2 separate regions of the Homo sapiens genome follow, and region 2 is linked to region 1. The links are chromatin loops, found by intact Hi-C in ENCODE. Cell type or tissue: dorsolateral prefrontal cortex. All regions are shown on one strand.

What was found. Peaks named below come from ENCODE experiments on the same cell type or tissue, not always from the same donor. Only the 100,000 strongest peaks of a DNase experiment are listed, where the experiment ranks them.
Region 2: a loop joins it to region 1, with 3 times the contacts of the local background. A loop is called at or near these places in 47 of 110 quality-filtered maps.

What each region holds. Positions count from the first base shown.
Region 1 is chr7:37,233,496-37,235,995 of GRCh38, forward strand. The region is part of intron 7 of ELMO1 (engulfment and cell motility 1); the gene reads right to left. Among named protein-coding and RNA genes, the nearest start is that of ELMO1, 210 kb to the right of the region's middle. In dorsolateral prefrontal cortex, CTCF peaks have their summits at 1,548 (motif pointing right) and 1,755; no DNase peak of the experiment used is centred here; H3K27ac peaks cover 2,500 bases.
Region 2 is chr7:37,508,940-37,511,439 of GRCh38, forward strand. No RefSeq gene overlaps it. Among named protein-coding and RNA genes, the nearest start is that of ELMO1, 61 kb to the left of the region's middle. In dorsolateral prefrontal cortex, a CTCF peak has its summit at 1,316 (motif pointing left); no DNase peak of the experiment used is centred here; H3K27ac peaks cover 1,093 bases; H3K27me3 peaks cover 600 bases.

The DNA.
Region 1 (2,500 bases):
GAGCCTCTATTTTTTCAGCTGAAAAACTAGATGGTGATATCTATCTAGCCACAGAGCTACTTACTTAATAAAGTATGTAGCATATAGACACTCAGTAAATGGTGGCTTAAAGAAAAGCTTCTTGGCTAATGAAATTTGGAGCTGCTTAGGCAGGGCAATGTGCTTCCTTTATTACCCATACACATCCAAAGAGAAAATTAAAAATACTTCTATTAAGAGAATTAGTACTTTTTTTAAGTGGTCTATACATCCCTCTGTGTGGACACACAGATACAAACATGTATGCAAGTAAACATACTCATTTTGATTTTGGCCAGCATTTCGTCTTTAGTTAGTAACTTTTCTGGCATATCGATGGAGATAATCACTCCACATAATGGGTTTGCTGACCAAAAGACTTGCTGAGATTCAGTAGGCTATAAGGTGGGTCTAATATGTGGTTTGAAAATCCAAACAGAGATTAGGCTTGGGCAAATGCAGTTCCACCTAGGACCCTTATTAGACAATATCCTGGTGTCTACAGCTTTCAAAACAACACTTTAGCAGAGACTTAGATACACAGAATCTTTCATAGATATTCACCTTTATTGTAAATTATCATCATTATAAGTATTAACACCTTTATGATAAATACTCTTTCTTTGAGTACATTGAATTATGCCAGTCAGGATCTGTACACTGTATTATGTAACAGCACTGATTCCTAGGTTCAATTTTTAAAAAAATAAAGTTGGTTATATAGATTTTTCATTTGTAGGCTCATGCATACCATTATTGATATCCTACAAAGTCTCCTAACATATTTAGATTGAACCTTCCAACTAGTTTTATTTCCAACTAGTAGAATAGAAAACAGGTAACATTTCTTTTAAAACAGCTTCTCAATTTCCCTTCTTCCTACTGTTCTACTCAGCCCAGCCTCAAAAATGACCTTTGAAATTCTGCATCACCACAGAAGATGTAATGCTAAATGGAACCTATAGAAGGGGAAGTGGTTCTCAGGGAAAGACAATGATCCAAAGCTGCCGGAGACCAGGGGCAACAGAGGGGATGCAACCAGCTAAACGAAAACGGCTAAGTAGGTAGTTTGTGGAGTCAGACAGCAGGGGTTCTCCCTTCAGCCCTAAGTGGGCAAGTTATGCACCATCCTATGCTTCTCTTTCCTCATTTATTAAAAATGGGGATGATGATGATGATGATGATGGTAGTGGTAGTCACAACTAGCTCAGAGATTTTTGGAGAAATGAAAACAAGCAAACATGCTTAAAGCCCTCCAAATGCTGTGCAGTGAATTGTAAGTAGCGTGTGAGTGTTACTACATTCTCACTATGCAAAAGTGAGATTTTTAAAACGTGAATGAAGGACAAGATTTTCAAATGTTTCACCTTGTGTTAAGGATTCTCTGTTCTTAGAACTAGAAAATGAAAACAAAAACAGCAATGCAAGGAAAGCCAAACCATTCAGACCAGATAGAAAAGCAGCTAATATCTCTGGCTTTTCAGAGCTGCAAAGGGCAACCTCGATCTTACAGGTGCCCCCTAGGTGGCATCAAAGGATCATGCCTCAAAAAGAAATTCCAAACCAGACAACACAAACTTATTTGAAGAAAAGAACAGAACATTAGAAAGACAGGTGGAATAATGGGTTGAAGAGAGTATTGAGTAAGGTTAAAGAAAAATTCCAGAATGACTCTTTCTACAGACAATGGATCACAAGAAAATCCAAATATCAGATTGCAAAATAAAAAAAAGAAGAAGAAAAGAAAGTAAAAAGACTGCCTCAGGAAAATAAGAGCCAGGAAATAAAAGCAATTAGTAAGATTTATTAATAGACTGGGTAGGCATTAGTATTACTGTGAAAACATCATTACATAATAACATACAGCATGAGCAGTAAGCAAAATTAGCTCATTTATTTTATTTACTTAAAAAGAGGAAAAACAAGAACCAAATGATAACTAATAGTGGATATTTGGTCATACCCAGCATATTAAAAGACCTCAAATGTCAAAAAAATTCCCATATACACGCCATGGGAGGACAGCATTCACAGCATCTGTACAAGGCAAAAAACCTGCCTCAGTAACATCAACAGCAGCACAGGCAATGGAACAGGCAGTGGCAGAGAAACACACACACTACTGAATCAAACTATTAGCCTAGTGCCGTGGTTCATGCCTGCAATCCCAGCACTCTGGGAGGCTGAGGCAGGCGCATCACCTGAGGTCAGGAGTTCGAGAGCAGCCTGGCCAACGTGGTGAAACCCCGTCTCTCCTAAAAATACAAAAATTAGCCAGTCATGGTGGCGGGCGCCTGTAGTTCCAGCTACTCTACTCAGAAGGCTGAACCCAGGAGGTGGAGGCTGCAGTGAGCCAAGATCGTGCCATTGCACTCCAGCCTGGGCGACAGAGTGACTCTGTCTCGAAGAAAGATAAAACAAATAAACCAATAAACAACAAAAAATACTCTTCTCTGCATTCCCATTAGCTAGACAGCACTCA
Region 2 (2,500 bases), 280 kb after region 1:
AGCTCCACCACCATTCCTGTAGGAAAGACTCATTGTTCACACATGCTGGGCTTAGAGAGCAGTATTCTTCCACTGCCCAGGAAAGAGAAATATAGTGTCTCCTTCCCCCTTATGTTTTGTAGTATTGATGCAGGGGGCACGTGCTGTCAACTCACTCGGAGCTATGCACACAGAAATTTCAGAACGTTTTAAATGTTATAAAATTGCAAGTTAATAGCAGAAAGGGGTATTTGAGGAAATTAGTCTTTCAAATAATTTATCAGAGTGCTTACAATTCCCATTTCAAGGCAGGTGAAGTAATAATGGATGGTTGGGACTTGAATCATATTCAATGCATGAAGTAGAAAGGCCATCTGCATCCAAATTGTTTGAGTAAATGGAAGAACCAGAACTGTCTGGGCAGATATTGCTGCTGCTGCTGCTGTCACCGTTTTAACTCGATGCCGAGTGGCAGCCCTGGGAGAAGGCAAAGAGAGCTAATGCTCATTGCCTTAAACAAAACCTTCCACGCGAATCCACATGCTACCCTTGTACCTCCCAGGCTATTTGAACCAGAAGTCAAAAAACAATCAGTGAAGAGTTTGGTTTCCTTCGAGAGAGAAGCCCAGCATTAAAATGCTGGTCTCTTCCTTGAATATGACTCCCTTGGTGTTCTAAAATAATAAAATGGCAATATCCTTTTAAACCAAAAAGCAATCTCCTCAAAATAATTATAGTGCATCAAGGATAACTTGCAAATATGCTCCAGGAAATCAAGGCAAAGAGCAAATCAAGGGAAAAATAGATATTTCCTCAGTTAAGGCTGATGCAAATGGCAGCACTTTTATAGCATTTGGTCCTGGCAACATGGCTCAGCTGGGAGAAAGAACACCTAAAACCTGAATCCCATTAATTTTACAATACTATTTCCGTAGGGTTTCCACTGAGACTTAGCAGGGTTTTTAGTATCCTTTTGTGGGAACATCAATACAATTATTTGTGGAGTACTTTGCAAAATGATCTGGGTCAATAATATACAGCCAGAATAAAGCGAAAAAGCCTAGTTTGGAGCTCTATTACCACTAACAAACCCAGCTCCACTGAGCAATTGTTTTTATGTGGTGATTTAAATTATGCAATAATTTAACCGACATGCTCTGTGAGAGAATCATTTATCCTCTGTTCTCTAACATGGCTGTCTTGGAAAGACTTACACCTTTAGAGAGAACATTAAACTAAGACAGCAAATAAGAGAGGAAGAAAAAATGATCACAAATACAAAATTTAGGGGAAAATGCCACCTTGACTCCCTCCTGCCCTCTGCTGGGTATTGTATGCATCCTCAGTCCACCTCAGTTCTTTCTACAGGACAGTGTTGAGGTGATCTGGGTGTGACAAATATTTCTATTCTGGTGAATCTTATAGGTAAATATAATGAAAGTGAGTCAAGGGTTTGCTTTGTAAGTTTTCTGTTTTTTAAAATTGGGATAAAATAGACCTAAAAGTCCTCATTTTAGCCATTTTGAACTATACAGTTCAGTGACATTAAGTATACTCACCTTATTGGGAAACCATCACCACCAACCATCTTCAGAATGTTTTTTCATCTTGCAAAAGTGAAACTCTATCCATTGAACACAAACTGCCCCTTCCCACCCTTCCCCTAGCCAGTTTGCTTTCTGTCTCTACGAATCTGAATGCTCCAGGTACCTCACGTAAGAGGAATCATACAGTATTTGTCATTTTGTGATCAAATGTTTATTTTTAAAACTCATAATGAAATACTATAAGAATATATAGGTAACAATGAGAGGAGATGAACGAAGGAGTATGTAAGAGTTTTGGGACAAACATATGAAGGAGGAGAGAGGGAGTTAGCAGGAACAAAGTGACAAAATGAGAGAGCAGCAGTGTAGCAAATCCTGGCAATGTGCTTCCCTGTTAAAATGCTGTGACTTGGCTGGGTTCGGTGGCTCACGCCTATAATCCCAGCACTTTGGGAGGCCGAGGTGGGTGGATCACTTGAGGCCAGGAGTTCGAGGACAGCCTGGCCAACATGGTGAAACCCCATCTCTACTAAAAATACAAAAAATTAGCCAAACGTGGTGGTGCATGCCTGTAATCCCAGCTACTTGGGACACTGAAGCAGGAGAATTGCTTGAACCCAGGAGGTGGAGATTGCAGTAAGCCCCCAAGATCCAGCCACTGCACTCCAGCCTGGGAGGCAGAGCATGACTCTGTAAAACAAAAACAAAAAGAAAAACAAAAAAACAAACCTGCTGTGACTCAAAATAAGCACCAAAGAAGTAAATTGCACAAGGATCTACAACTAGCATATGCTGGAGCCTGGTTTGACTCTATCCTTTTGGGCTCCAGAGGTTCACTGGATCCATGTCCTTATCTCATGAACCAGTTTCTTCCAGTGCAGTTTCTCATTTTGTAAAACGTTAAGAAATTTTCCAGGGGTTAAGAGTACGGCCCTTGCTCACTGTTCATCTCATGCATGCAGTGATCACCTATC